2 separate regions of the Homo sapiens genome follow, and region 1 is linked to region 2. Evidence: read pairs that join two places in POLR2A ChIA-PET (ENCODE). Cell type or tissue: CD4-positive, alpha-beta T cell. All regions are shown on one strand. Links, peaks and the distances in the headings refer to the core of each region. The heading gives the core; the rest is flanking DNA.

The links. Peaks named below come from ENCODE experiments on the same cell type or tissue, not always from the same donor. Only the 100,000 strongest peaks of a DNase experiment are listed, where the experiment ranks them.
Region 1: POLR2A ChIA-PET joins it to region 2 with 6 read pairs; 22 of 35 experiments call an interaction of 5 or more read pairs at or near these places.

What each region holds. Positions count from the first base shown.
Region 1 is chr5:87,403,735-87,411,726 of GRCh38, reverse strand. CCNH (cyclin H) reads left to right here. Exons shown (of 9, transcript NM_001239.4): 2 at 381-503; 3 at 2,364-2,437; 4 at 3,541-3,751; 5 at 6,720-6,883. Among named protein-coding and RNA genes, the nearest start is that of CCNH, 5.2 kb to the left of the region's middle. In CD4-positive, alpha-beta T cell, for the core only: no CTCF peak of the experiment used is centred there; a DNase peak (open chromatin) is centred at 3,336; H3K27ac peaks cover 1,196 bases.
Region 2 is chr5:87,272,365-87,280,356 of GRCh38, reverse strand. The region is part of intron 1 of RASA1 (RAS p21 protein activator 1); the gene reads right to left. Among named protein-coding and RNA genes, the nearest start is that of RASA1, 8.5 kb to the right of the region's middle. In CD4-positive, alpha-beta T cell, for the core only: no CTCF peak of the experiment used is centred there; no DNase peak of the experiment used is centred there.

The DNA of each region.
Region 1 (7,992 bases), core at 1,364-5,363, 130 kb before region 2:
ACGTAATGACTGACCGAGAAACGGATGTTGGAAGCTTTCCAATCATATTTTAAAAAGTCTGTCTACTTTTTAATTTATAAATAATGATATCACAACTGTGAGCATGTGCACACAGCCTGTCATGATTGTTTATACTTTAATGAAGCAAAGGTCTAGCTGACATTCCGAAAAGTCGTGAAATGATGGTACAGTTTTAGTTTATTAAATATTTTCCTACAGCTATTTTGTGTAATGATTAGCGAATCTATAAAGAAAATGAGGCGTGATATATACCCTTCGTTGGATATATAAACTAAATTTAATCTAGATAGAGAAAAATGTTTTACAATTGTTTAATTCATTGAATTCATTGAACTTGTGTTGTAATTGTTGATCTAAAGGTTCTTCCGAATGATCCAGTCTTTCTTGAGCCTCATGAAGAAATGACACTCTGCAAATACTATGAGAAAAGGTTATTGGAATTCTGTTCGGTGTTTAAGCCAGCAATGCCAAGATCTGTTGTGGTAAGTTACAGTGGTGATGAAATATAATGTCCTTTAGTTGGCTTGTGAAATTTGACCTCTTCTAAATTCCCTGTCCACTCAAGTCTTAAAAATTCACCTTAGTTACAATTAATTAGTTTTTGGCACATTATATATTTTTCAATACAGGCCTTAAATCATGAGTTGCTGTATCATATCTTCAAAAGTATTTCAAGTCTCACTTTGTGGTCAGAAAAAAATTTGAGGTCAGGTAATGTCATAAAGAAAGAAAAAAAATAAATTACTTTCCTCTAAGTTCTCAACTAATGAGCCATAGGACTGGGACTAGAACATAGACTACTGCTTTTCCAACTCTGTGACACCCAATAAATGTTTGAAATAATGCATTCATTCATCATTGGTAATCATATGCCCCAGCTGAAACTGATACCATAAGATTTTTTTAAGCCTTGATTAGTAGAAGCTGGAGTTTTATCTTTGGTGAAAAAGATTGCCTTATTGTTTCAGATGTATGGTTCTGAGGACCTATTTGTTTTTTGCTGGGGTGGGCAACCGTGAGGAGAAACAGGTAGCTGAGATTAAAAAGCAGAAAGATAAAAAAGGTAGAGTGGGAGGGTGTTCAAAATGTTGTTACGTTATTCTCTCACTGGTTTGTTGTGAAGACCAAATATAAAAGTATATCTTAAGTAAAAGTCTGTTAAGTTTTAAAGTTATACAGCGTGACTAGCTTACGACCCAGTAGAGAATAATTTTCTAGGAAATTATCTCCATTTTTATAGTTGAAAAAAAAATTGAAGTATGTTGAAAATATTAAGTCCATAGAATTTACAATTTTTTTTCATCTGAGATGTCAAAGATTCAGAGAGAGTTTTAGGTATACTTGATTAGTTTATATCTTCAGATTTGGCTTGTTCTTACAAAAGAACTGTAAAATGAGGCAGTAAATTTAAGTGATCTTATCAAATGAAGAAAAAATCCTTTAATGAACTTCTTTATGGAATTTATTTTTAAATAACATGTTTATCATTGGTGAATAATTTTTTGTTTTACATAATGACAAAACTAAACTTTTAAAATACTTAAAAGGAAATATTCTTTTTTCTATCATAAAATAGATAAGTGGTTATTTCATTGGTTCCAGCCAAATGATATAATGGTTAAAAGTACAGGCAGGTCTTACTTGAATTCATTCCTGTTCCTTATTAGCTGTGTGACCTAGATAAGTCAGTTAACCTCATTGATACTCAGTTTCCTTCTCTGTAGAGATAGTAATACTTCACCAAGCTGTTGTAAGGATTAAAACATGATGATAGTTTCGTGTTTAGCACAGAGTCTGGCACATGGTATACATTCAATAAATGGTAGTGCTGCTTCTGCCATTCAGTTGGCAGCAGTGATCACAAATCATGGAATGGATACATGGTTATATCACAAATATGGAGTGGCTTTAGAGAGAAGGCTTATTGCCTTGCCCATGTTTTTTTGTCAGTATTTTTATAAGATTGGTTAATCTGTGAACGTTTGTATTTTTCTTCCTGAATTTATCTAATTCAGAACATTTTTGATAGTCTGATTTCTAATACACACACACACACACACACACACACACACACACGTATTTTTAAATCCAGTGACCATAGGAAGGATTAGCCAGAGTAGGCTGGGGATAGACAAGCAAAGGATGGGAAAGAATCTTTTGGCTATGGCATTTCTGTAGTAATTCATCACAATTTGTTTTGATTAAAGAAGAATTAATGAGTATTAGTATTTTTCTGGGTAATCTCTACAAAGAAACCTTTCCATAAATAAGTTCTGTTTCACAAAATTTAACATTTAACATTTGTGACTAGATCCTGATGATATATTTTTTTTAACCCTTAGGGTACGGCTTGTATGTATTTCAAACGTTTTTATCTTAATAACTCAGTAATGGAATATCACCCCAGGATAATAATGTGAGTATGTCTGTCTAATATATTGTTTTCATTTAAGAAGACCTTTATAATCTTTTGAGTATTTTTTGGGAGGAGAGAATTGTGAGAGAGAGAGAGAGAGAACTGACTTCCTAATACAGGGTAATTTAGACTTGAATTCTATTTTTTTTTTTTTATTCAGAACTTGAGATCTCTGTTTACCTGTACTTCAGTAATTCTGATGGTATGTGAACTTCAGCTTGTCCAGATTCAAATTTTGTTTTTCTCAAATTAGCTACTTCTCTAACATCTCTTCCTATTAGACACCTTTGTTCTTCCAGTTGTTCAGACTGAGAATCATTTATAGTGGCCCCTCCCACATCCAGTCAGTTTACGGATCCTATAGCTTCATACTCATTTCAGTTGAACAAAGGTCTGTTGTTGCTGCTCTCTGCTGAGCGCTGTGTCTATCATTAAAAATGAAATTAGTATGAAACTCATCAAAGAGTTTGCTCTCAATGACATTGTACCTGTTTTCTCTTTTTTGATTCCCATTTCCACCAGTCAAGATTAGGCCCTTGATCTCACTGCCAACTGTTTTTTACAGTAGCTTTCTTACTGTTTTCTCATACTGAACAGCATGAAGTGGCCAGGTGAATTTCACAAGTTTGTCCCTTAAATAATAGTCCCTTATTCAGATGCCCTTAGAGACTTCTGCCGATGGCCTTCCACAATGTTCCTTTAACCTACTTTTCTTCCCATACTTACATGGTACATATGTGGGTACTGCTTTATTTTTAACTCTTCCATCTACATTATACAAAGTACTCTTATTCCTCAGTTAATTTGTTTTTCCAGATATTTAGGTTGTACTGCATAACACTGTCATTGAGTCAGTGATGTTTGAATGCCATGGCAATATTGGTTTGACCTAATTTTATAGTTGTCTTACGTCTCCTAATGAAGTGTGAACAGGAAGTGTCTTTTAAAAAACAATTCTTGCAATGTCTAGCAGTCGCTTTTGAATATTAGGCAATTATAGAATATACTTTTAGAAATAAATTATTTAGATACTTCTCAAAGTATATGCATGTTCTTCCACCCCACCCACCCCCTGCCTCCTGCCTCCTTATTTTTTCCTCTAGGCTCACTTGTGCATTTTTGGCCTGCAAAGTAGATGAATTCAATGTATCTAGTCCTCAGTTTGTTGGAAACCTCCGGGAGAGTCCTCTTGGACAGGAGAAGGCACTTGAACAGATACTGGAATATGAACTACTTCTTATACAGCAACTTAATTTCCACCTTATTGTCCACAATCCTTACAGACCATTTGAGGGCTTCCTCATCGACTTAAAGGTAAACTTGATGTAAAATAAACTAATACTACATTCTCCTTTCCTATTCTTTAACAAAAGAATCCAAAATTTTAAAACTCATAATCATCCTCGTTGTTATAGCATGGATACAACCTGTGGGTCTGGCCTGGTCATCTAGGGCAGTTGTTTTCAAACTTCAGTGGGCATCATCAGTCATCTGGAGAAATTGTTAACTGAGATTGTTGGGTGGGACTTACAGAGTTTCTGATTTAAGTGATCTGCAATCTCATTTAAGTGATCTTCATTACATCCAGGGATGTAATGAAGACCATTGAGAGTTTAGAACGGTGCTTACTATAAAGGCTTAAGATAACTCTTCTAACTTTGAATTATATTGTCATGGATCTGGGCCTGATTTAAACCATAAAAAATTCTTAAACTAGAAGATTGCTAAGTGACTTATATTTTTAGAGGTTTGTGAACTTAAGTCACTATGTAGGCATCAATAATATACGTAAACAAACATTGACAAAAGCAACTTTTTTAAGTTGTTTTGTTTGGCTCTAAAAGAGAAGTTGGATAGTCTGAGTCGAATCAAATCAGGAATTGGTTCATTCATGTTAGATCAGTGGCTCAATTTGGGTACCTTCTATGTGCCAAACTTTGTGCTTGAGGATGTAACCAGAAATAGGACAGGAACAGTCTCAACTTTTGTGAACCTTACAATCTAAAGGTTTTAGACAATCATATATCCAGTGTGCTCAATGATACAGAGGGGAAAATATATTTTAGAGGGAGATAACAGATTAAGGGGTAAGGAAAACATTCTGAGAACGTATCATTTAAAATAAAATTCAGAGTAGGAATAGGAGAGAGAAGAACATTCCAATCAGAGACTTCCCTGGTAAAAAGCTCAAATTCAAGAAACCATTCCGTGCTGAAGAGCCTGAACAGAGCCTAGCAATGCAGGGGGAAGAGATCACAGACAGCTGCTGCCAGAGTGGAAGGCAGAGTCTAGACTGTGGAGACAATGTTACAGATTTTGAATACAGCAAAGAGAAGCTAGTGAAAGGTTTAAATTTAGAGAGTGGCATGATTAGATTTGCAGCTTTAAAAGATCATGTTGGCAACCTTATGGATCAGGTATTTATCGCGCATCTGTATGTGTCAGGCATAACGTGGAGAATGGATTAGAATAGATTAAGTCAATAACAGGGTACCGTTAAAGGAGTCCAAGCAAAAGATAGTGCTGGGCTTCACTCGTATGAAGGTTGTGGATACAGAAAGAGCTTCCTGGGCTTCAGAGATACAGGATGAGTATCCCTTATCTAAAAAATTTGGGACTAAAAGTACTTGGGATTACACTTTTTTTTTTTTTGATTTTGCAATATTTGCATTGTGCTTACTGGTTGAGCATCCCAAATCCAAAATCTGAAATGCTCCAATGAGAATTTCCTGAGTGTCATGTCAGTGCTCAGAAACTTTCAGATTTTGGAGCATTTCGGATTTTGAATTTTTTGGATTTGTGATGCTTAGCCTGTAGTTAGGTAGAATCAATAGAACATGAGGATTGATTGCATATAGAGATGAAGACAGAGGAAGAACCCCCAGGTTTCTGACTGGGTGAGAGTTTTTTTGTTGTTGTGTTTTGTTTTATGGAAGAGACTGATGCACATTTAAATACTGAGGCAAAGAGCTAGTAGTGAGAGCAAGATGAAATACAAAATAGTCTCTTTGGAGTAAGATGGAAGGGGGTTGGCATGGGATTTGGAAGCAAGGTATAAGAACTGGCCTTAGAGGGAATAATAGCTCTTTCTCTTAACAGTGGAAAAGGGGAAATCATGGGTTAGGATACTGTTATGCCTCAGGATTTGGTGTTGACAGGAAATAGCGCCTTTCTTTGGTAAGAGATAGTTTTCTGAGAGTGATGGAGTTTCTGAGAATTATCAAAGACATTAAGACAGATGGAAAATATTTATGCAGTCACTGAAAAATAGGAGAGTCAATTGTCTGTGGAAATACTATGGTTGCTTGGCAGTGTTTAAGAGCCTTGCTGAGGTCAATGAACATGAGTTTATAGTAACATTACCAGACTTCTGCTTGTATGGTTTTCTCTGGCAGCCCTCAGAAATCTTGGTATAGTTGCAAAGCGAAAGTTTGTTGGATTCAACCACTGTTCAGTTTCTGGTTTTGCCAGAAATTTGTTGGCAGCATATTGGGGCAGGGAATTCAGGAGAGAAATGAGGACCAGAGGACACTGGTGAGTGGGAGCAAGTAGAGGGATAAGTGAGCAAAGGTTCAGAGGAGGGAGAACAGCTGTGAAGTAAATGAGTAAATATATTAGAAAGGGAGGCATTGTGGTCAGAGTAGTGGGTCTGAATTTGTCATATCACAGGTGAGGCATTTTTGCATAATTGACTCTGAATATTTTGTTTCAGAGTGTAGAAAAGCTTTCTTAGTGCTTTAGGTGTTGCATATGGATATCTGAGGACTTAGGATTTATAGTTTATTTTATAGGGTATGAAGAACTGTCAGGAAATAGGAGGTCTTCCACATCTCTTGGGCATACTCTAAAACTTTTTCTGTGGGAATTCGAAGTCTAGTGTGTTCTAATCAAATCGAGATTCATTTTTATTTACTTCTTCCTGAAAGCAAATTTTAAATAGAAGGAATTTCATATAAAAATAAGGTGTATTCCTACATGTGGCCTTACATTTGAATCACCTGGGTTGCCTGAGAGAAGCATTTACCTGGGAATATGTATTTCTTGGCCCTACTTTAGACTCAATGGAATCTCTAAGAGCTTCCCTTCCCTCCCCTTCCTACTCAGGTGGAAAAGGACCAAGAGAAGGGATTAATGTAAATTGAGGACAGTGTCAATTACTGTGCTAGGAACTTTAGATATGTTATAGCATATATTTCTTAATAGGAGTTGTGTAATTTTTAAACTGTTGTTATACTCCATTTAAACCCTCAGAAATGGTAACATTTGCAAACTTTCTTTGTAGACCCGCTATCCCATATTGGAGAATCCAGAGATTTTGAGGAAAACAGCTGATGACTTTCTTAATAGAATTGCATTGACGGATGCTTACCTTTTATACACACCTTCCCAAATTGCCCTGACTGCCATTTTATCTAGTGCCTCCAGGGCTGGAATTACTATGGAAAGGTATTAATTAGTTTTTTAACTTAGGTCAAATTCAGTCACTGGGTTTATTTATTCATAGAATCATTTCTGACTGTAATCTTTAATATTCTTTGTGGCTGGGATGGTTGGTGAGAAGAAGAAATGAAATTGCCTTTTGAGGAAATCTTTAAACATCATGAAAAATACTGTTAAACTAAGAGGATACATTTAGGATTAAAGTAGAAGTAAACCAGGTGATCCTTGAAAGACTGATATAGCTATCAGTATATGACAAATTTAGAAGTTCCTGTGAACTGGTGAGCAACTTGAGTGCAGCAAATGTCTGCCTTGTTTTATCTTTATTCCCCTTCTGTAGAGCATGTATGACACGCGGAAGTTAAATATTGTTAACTAACTGAAGCACAAGCTAGCAGCCAATTAGACATTTTTAGTTTCTATATTAAGTTTCTCAATTTATGACCTTTGAGGTTCTGCTTGATTTCATTCCTAGAAATAGCTGAGGAAGAAAGATGATAAAACTTCCTAAAGTTAATTAAAACTATTTTACATGATTATAATCCCTTATCCATAATTTCAGAATCCATTGATAAGGTGGCAGCAAATAGAGCAGATTGTATTTAGTTTTTATTTCACTTAATAGGAATATTTGTGTTCCCTTGCAGAAATCTTAATATTCCTGATTACAGACATCACTTGGGTATTTCACATTTCATAATATATACACCAGATAACTTTTCTAAGACATGAATACTTATTAATAAGAATTTCGCAACACATCTGCATCTAGGATAAGGGATTGTAGGTTTATATTTTATTTATGATATGCCTGTTCTCTGCAAACGCAGCTCACCAACTGTATATAAATGTATACGTTTAATCCCAAAGTGATTTATATCTCCACTTATTTACTAAGCAAACATTTATTAGATACCTTCTATGTACTACTATGCACTGTACTACACTTTAGGAGTATGAATAAGATAAATCTCTGTGTTAGGAAAGATAGTCATGTAAATTACTGATGTATATGGAGTTAAGATGTGGACTTCCATTAATTTTGTGGGGGTTGGGTGGTTATTTTTTTTGAGACAGCATCTCACTCTCACCCAGGCTGGAATGCAGTGGCACAG
Region 2 (7,992 bases), core at 1,686-5,685:
TAGGCAACAGAGCAAGACACTGTCAAAAAAAAAAAGAAAGAAAGAAAAAGATTTTCCAACATCATTACTGTGATGGTTAATATTAGGTGTCAGCTTGACTGGACTGAGGGATGCCTTGATGGCTGGTGAAGCATTGTTTCTGGGTGTGTCTGTGAGGGTGTTTACAGAAGAGACTGGCATGTGAGTCAGTGAATGAGGAGAGTAAGACCCACTCTGGGTGGGCACCATCCAATGCAGTCGGCTGCCAGAACAAAGCAGGCAGTAAGAGAAACAGAGCCAGCGTGCTGAGTTCCCCATCCCCTTCTAGTGAGGGATATTTTGCTTTTGCCCTCAGGCATCAAACTCCAGGTTCTTTGGTCTCTGGACTCCAGGACTCAGGCTAGCAGCCTCCCTGGGGGTCTCAGGCCTTTGGCCTCAGACTGTCAGCTTTCCTGGCTTTGAGGCTTTCCAACTTGGATGTGGTACCAGCTTTTTTCATTGGCTAGCTTGCAGATGACCTATTGTGGGATTTTGACTTTGTAATGGCATGAGCCAATTCTCCCTAATAAACTCCCTTTTATATATGCATGTATCTTATTGATTCTCTCTGGAGAACCCTGACTAATATAATTAGACATTAGAAAAATGTTAATCAAAATCACAATGAGATATCAGTAAAAACAGAAAGGCTAAAATAAAAAATGATATCATCAAATGCTGGTTAAGACACAGAGAAACCGGATCTTTCACACATTGCTGGTGAGAATGTAAAAATATATAGCCATTATAGAAAATGCTGGCAATTTCTTATAAAAGTGAACATGCAACTATCATACAATCCAGTAATTGTACTCTCGGGGACTTAACTGACAGAAATGAAAACTTATGTTCACACAAAAACATATATACAAATGTTTATAGCAGCTTTTTTTTATAATACCCAAAACTAGAAATGACCCAAATGTTCCCCAATGGCTGAACGGTTAAACAAACTGTGGCACATCTACACCATGGACTACTATTCAGCAATGAAAAAAGGGCAAAATATTGATACTTCAACTTACACGAACTTGACAAATTATGCTGAGTGACAAATGCCAATCCCAAAAGGTTACATACTATTTGATTCCATTTTGAGGCAGGTTATCATTCTGTCACCCAGGCTGGAGTGCAATGGCACAATCATAACTCACTGCAGCCTCAACCTCATAGGCTCAGGTGATCCTCCCACCTCAGCCTCCTGAATAGCTGGGACTATGGTGTGCAACACCACGAACAGCTAATTTTTGTTTTTTTTGTAGAGACAAGGTTTCGCCATGTTGCCCAGGCTGGTCTTGAACTCCTGGGCTCAAGCGATCCAACTGCCTCAGCCTCACAAAGTGCTGAGATTACAGGAATGAGCCATTGCACCCAGCCCGCATAATCTTCTTTAAATGACCACAGGAAAAAAAAAAAAAAAAAAAAAAAAGAACAAATTAGCAGTTACCAGGGAATAAGGAAAGAGGAAGGAGACACTCTGGTTATAAAACACAGCATGAGAGATTCTAGTGGTGAAGAAACTCTTCTGTATCTCTAGTATGGTAATGATTATACAAATTTACATGTTACAATACTGCATAGAACTAAATACTAAATATATCACACACACATACATGCACACACACAAATGAATATATGTAAAACTGGTGAAATGTGAACAAAATAGGTGGATTACAGCGATGTCAATGTCCTGGTTTTGATACTGCACTATAGTTATGCAAGATGTTACCACTGAGGTAAAATGGATGAACAAGTACATCTCTAACTTATTACTTTTTCTTTTCTTTTTTTTTGAGACAGAGTCTCGCTCTGTCGCCCAGGCTGGAGTGCAGTGGCATGATCTCGGCTCACTGCAAACTCTGCCTCCCAGGTTCACGCCATTCTCCTGTCTCAGCCTCCCGAGTAGCAGGCACCCACCACCACGCCCAGCTAATTTTTTTTTTTTTTTGTATTTTTAGTAGAGACGGGGTTTCACCGTGTTAGCCAGGATGGTCTCGATCTCCTGACCCTGTGATCCACCCACCTCGGCCTCCCAAAGTGCTGGGATTACAGGAGTGAGCCACTGCGCCCGGCCCATCTGTCTTATTTCTTAAAACTGCATATGAATCTACAATTACCTCAAAATAAAAAGATTTAAAAATTAGAGAAATGAATCAACATTTAGATAGAAAAGAATATAGGTGAGATACGGTCTATCGTTACACAAGTGTCTAATATGAACCCAGTTTAGCAAGTTATTCCTACAAAAAACACTTAAAAGAGGTGAGGGAGATCTCTAAGTCTTTCCCTTAGCTTGAGACAGATGTATTAGCGAAATTTTTAAAGTAAAATGTTACAACAATGAACACACATTGAATACAGAAAATTTGCTGGAGTAACAGCTTATCCATAGGATATTCCATGGCTACCATGGTCATGTGTAGGATCTTTCCACACTATAATAATCAGACATGCATTTAAATATGCTTTCCATCTTTCAACAGAGGTACAATCAAAAAAGATAAAGGTCACTGACTAACAAAGAAAGAGGTAAAGTAAGGCAAGATTTTCTCTCCCACAGTGAAAGAAATTAAAAGAATGAGGACCTTATTTCTCAAGCAGCAGACATGCATTTAATCTGTTCCAAAATAATCCAAATCCATTTTTAAAGATGTAGAGTTACCCATGTATTAGTCAGTTTGGGCTGCTATGACGAAATACCAGAGTCTGGGTGGCTTAAACAACAGAAATTATTTTTTCACAGTTCTGCATGCTGGAAATTGAACTATCAAAGTGCTGGCAAGCTTGGTTTCTGGTCAGGCCTCTCTCCTTAGCTGACAAATGAAGGCCTCCTCACCATGTCCTCACATGACCTTTTCTTGATGCACTCATACTCCTGGTACCTCTTCTTATAAAGGTACCCGTCCTATAGGATTCACCAGCCACCCTTATGACCTCATTTAACCTTAATTACCTCTTTTAAAGGCTGTATCTCCAAATTCAGTTACATTGGTGGTTAAGGCTTCAACCTATGACTATGGGGGACAGGGGGGAACTATTAAGTCCAAAATGCCAGTTACTGCCAGCCCTGAAGTACGTTAAGTTTTATCTGGGTGCATATATGTGTGTACATTCTACGTAATGGAAAGGGGCAAGACAAAATAAAAAGCATAGTATTTACATTAAAATTCCAGCTCTATCACTCAGTTTCCTCAACAATGAGGATGATGCCCATTCTCACTATATCATTGTAAGAATTAAATAAGATAATCTATATAAAGTACCTGACATCTAGCAAATGATTAGCAAATACTGAGCCTTTGCTTCTAGTCCTCTCTAAAATTTAAAAAAAAATGAATTATAAATATTACTCAAATCTAAATATATGTGAAACAGTATGAGAATCGGATTCTGTCCCAGTTCTACCACTACCTAGTTATATGAACTTAGCTAGGGTGTAGGGTGGAGTGAAGCAAGTCACTCTACCTAAGGCTACTTCTGTATCTAAGCAGAGAAGCTTCCCTCTGTAACTAAAACTCTATGTTACACATAACAACTTGACTACAATTTGAAACACAAATGTTACAAAAGTTAATCACACTTTCTCACTGTAATAATCCTAAATGAATGATACTGAAATTTCCTTCAAGAGAATTATGGTATGAAATTTCAGTATCATTCTTTCATTTACTTTCATTCTTTCACTCTTTGGCAACTATCCTCTGAATTTGAAAAATTTACCTGCACAACGTATCTGTAGACTACTTTTATCATCTTATTTCCCTACCAGTAATGCCTCATCTTCCAACTAGACTGTAGAATTGTATATTTCTTTTTGTCCCCCATACTGTTCATTATTTTACTCACTAAATCACATAACCACTAAAACACCTAAAATCATCATACCCTAAATCCTGTAGAGATGTGACAAGACATACATAGTTATCAATAAGTTGTATCTAATAACAACAATTTTTAACGCAGCACAAAACTGAAATGTACTGCCAGTGATTTCAAGGTAACACAGAAATACCTGCATATTCAAACAATAAACAACATCCGTATTCAGTATTTTTGGTTTAAAATTAAGGTAATGGTAGCCAAAAAGCAACATCTATTGTGGAGAAATTTGACTCATTTAACAAAAGACAACTTAGCTTGCTGGGCCTGAAGGAAGAACTCATAAGTATTTGTCCTATCTCCCAGCCTGTCCCTCACTACTAGTATTCTATTATCTCGTATTACATGAAAATAAGTAATACACATGGTACTGTTACTTTGATGCCCTGAGGAAAGCTCAACTTGCTGTATTCATGCCATTTTATAGTCCCCTCCCATATTTAATGCACACTGGGTTATGTGACCAGCACTCACCATTGGAACATTAGCAAGGATGAGGAACACAGAAGCTTGATAAATACCGGCACACTAGGGCTTGGAAAGGTCTTTCACGGAACTGCCATAGCTGCCATGCTATGAAGAAGGCCAAGCTGGCTGGGCACAGTGGCTCATGCCTGTAATCGCAGCACTTTGGGAGGCCAAGGTGGCAGATCACGAGGTCAGGAGTTCGAGACCAGCCTGGCCAACATGGTGAAACCCCATCTCCATGAAAAATACAAAAATTAGCTGGACGTGGTGGCACGCACCTGTAATGCCAGCTACTTGGGAGGCTGAGACAGGAGAAATGCTTGAACCCGGAAGGCGGAGGTTGCAGTGAGCCATACCACTGCACTCCAGCCTGGGCGACAGGGCAAGACTCCATCTCAGGGGGGAAAAAAAAAAAGAAGGCCAACCTTCTTCAAGTGGAGAGACGACATGGGTAGGAAGAGAGAGGGAAATGCCCAGCCATCTACCAGCTGCTCCAGCCATCCCAGTTGAGGCACTAGATTTATGAGTTAAGAAGCCACAGTGGACATTATAGCCAACAGATCACATGTGGAGAAGTCACCATAAAGCCATACACAAATTTTAGAATCAAGGGCAAATACACAATTGTTTTAGCCACTATGTTTTGGAGTGCTTTATTATGCAGCAATAGATAACCAAAACAATACAAATAAACCAATTAGAACTGTTCCTGTTTGGCAGTAAGCAACAACAACAAAAAATGTCAGTGGTAACCATTGTTATAGTTAATAATCACTATAAAAAATCTTCTTCCCAAAAGGTACTTTTCTGGGTATTTAAGTGTTCTTAAAGGGACTCTGTTCATTTCACCAATGGCCAGTAAAGAGAGAGAAGTAAAGCAACCAGAAAGTCTACTCTTCGTTTTTCCTTTTCCCTTCCTAATTTATGGCTGTCCTTTTTAGCTTTGCCAGTAATGTTTGCCTGTTTTCCCCAGAGTGGCTAATCAATGATCCATACCGATTCTAGCATTCAACTGTGCTCTGTACCTCAGTCACTACAGACATCACCGTCAACTTCCCTCCAGACCACAGGTAACTAAAAGTTCTGTAGACCAGACTCTTCACTAAGGGTGAAAAGTTTAAACTCATCTAATTCATAATTATGTTTTCCTGATAGAATCATTAAGCGAAGAGCATCAGAACCAATAACCTCTTGCTCAGAAAATAAATTAAGTAGCAGGAAAAACATACCTGCTATTTTTCCTCAAAGAATTTACTGATCCTAATTACACAAATTTCTTTTTCTTTTAACCCTCATGACCTTTGCTCATACTTCACTCGTGATATTTATCTTAACCTAGCCTGAATCACAGTAATTGGTTTACTTAATTTCCTACTAGATCTAATACTCCCTTTTCTCCCATTGAGAAAAGGGGCATTTTACTCTTGCAACCCTTGAAGCACCTACTATATTTCTCTGCTACTTATACAAATACAGTAAAAAATATGAGTTCTGGTCATCAATCATTGTCCGTAACTAATCTTAGCAAGTCTCACCCCCATTTTTATTAAGAAACAATGGCTCACCCATATGTATAATGCAATCAGTGACAAAGTTAATGAATGCTACATGTTCTAACATTAACCTTCACCAATTATTTGACTTAATAAGAATGATTTTATTTTTGTAGAGACAGTAAAATGATTTTTTTAAAAAAGAAAGGTACTATTTACATTCCTTATTTTCTTTTCCTTAAAGTTTCAGACTTGAGAAGTCTGAATATTAGGTTCAGCATAAGATCCAGGCCAGATGCCAGGCAAATACTGCAATAGCAAAGGCAAAGCAGACCTGGTGGAGACTGCAAATGGAGACCTCAGTACCCACCTAAAAGGGTCAACCGCTACTCAGCTCTGGCAATCTAGTCTCAAGCAGGAATGGCCACCAGGTATAGCCAAGTCCTGTGGGTTTTCTAGAGATGCTAGAAGTTGAGACTTCTTAAATATGAAATCTTCCTATTGGCCGCGAGGTGGCTCACGCCTGTAATCCCAGCACTTTGGGAGGCCAAGGCAGGCGGATCACCTGAGGTTAGGAGTTCGAGACCAGCCTGGCCAACAGAGTGAAACCCCGTCTCTACTAAAAATACAAAAATTAGCCAGGCATGGTGGTGTGTACCTGTAACCCCGGCTACTGGGGAGGCAGAGGCAGGAGAATCACCTGAATCCGGGAGGCGGAGGTTGCAGTGAGCCAAGATCACACTACTGCACACCACCCTGGGTAACAGAGCAAGACTCCATCTCAAAAAAAAAAAAAAAGAAAAAGAAAAAGAAAAGAAATCTCTATTCTTAAATGGTGACAATTATCAAATATTCCAAATACTCTAAGGGCAAGCAGTATATATCTGTGGGTTGGATTCTCACCAATGGCCACTTGCTACTGCAGACTCACAGTTAAAAATCTCTACATATAACTGATGGTGCACTACACAAACAATATACCTTTACCACCACTGCCCCTCACCCTGCAGAAGAAAAAAAATGAGAACCATGAAAAGAAACTCCAAAAAATTATGGAGTACTAGTGACAAACTTCTTTAATTTAACCTTTTCTCTCTCGAAAAAGAAATCTGTTAACAGTTTTAGATATAGAAACTTTTATAGTAGAGAAATAGAGAGGAAGAATTTTTTTTATTTTTATAATTTTCTCAAAACTTTCAAAAATATTCAAATAAATAGTACAAATTACATAAACATTTCCAGCCTCAACCAAACTAATGAAAATGCTCAGTAATAAAAATGAGACTAATGATTCACCACGTACACAGAAAAACAAGGTACAAAATACTAATTAATAGTGTTAATTTATTTGCACTGGTGTATCTACATATTGTCATTTGACTCTTTTGTGATCAATAGCACAAAACTGGGAACAAAGTTGAACTAACTTCCTGACCATGGAACACTCGAGTAACAAGCCACTTGTGGACTCAATCCTGTGACCTAAACCCCCTTAATACCATGCTATCCATAACTAAGGGGACCAGTTACTCATAGTCAGTATTTAGTCCAACATTTCTTCAATACTTTTACAAAAGATAAATATTATTTGAAAATGTCTTTAAGGCTTTTCCTTCCACTTAAAAATATGAATATCTACATTCAGGAATAGGAATTTATAGAGAACACTTGAATTTCACCTCTAAAATTGCTTAACCTACTGCTAGAAGCCCTTATAAAGTTAAAATAAAATTCTTAATATAATTAATCGTGGTAGGCTTGATTTGGAGTTCAAAACATTCTGTAAAATAGTCATTTAACAAGGGAGATTCTCTAACCAAAAGAATTAGTAGACAATTTAGTGCTAGTAAAATATTACAGTTATGGGCACAGGGGACTACGTATTTATCGAACACTTACTATGCCCAAGTACTGTGACGAATACATCAAGGTATTCATTAAATCTTAAAAAAAAAAAAACAATCATATGAGGAAGGTACCATTCCTATCCCCATTTTACGGATGGGGAAACTGACCTTTCCAAGAATACCCAGCTAGTAAGTGGCAGAGTCAGGATTCCAACCCAAATCTTGTCTAACTTCAGAATCTGCACGCTTAACCACTACACTGCATTGCCTCCAGTGACTCTGGGTTG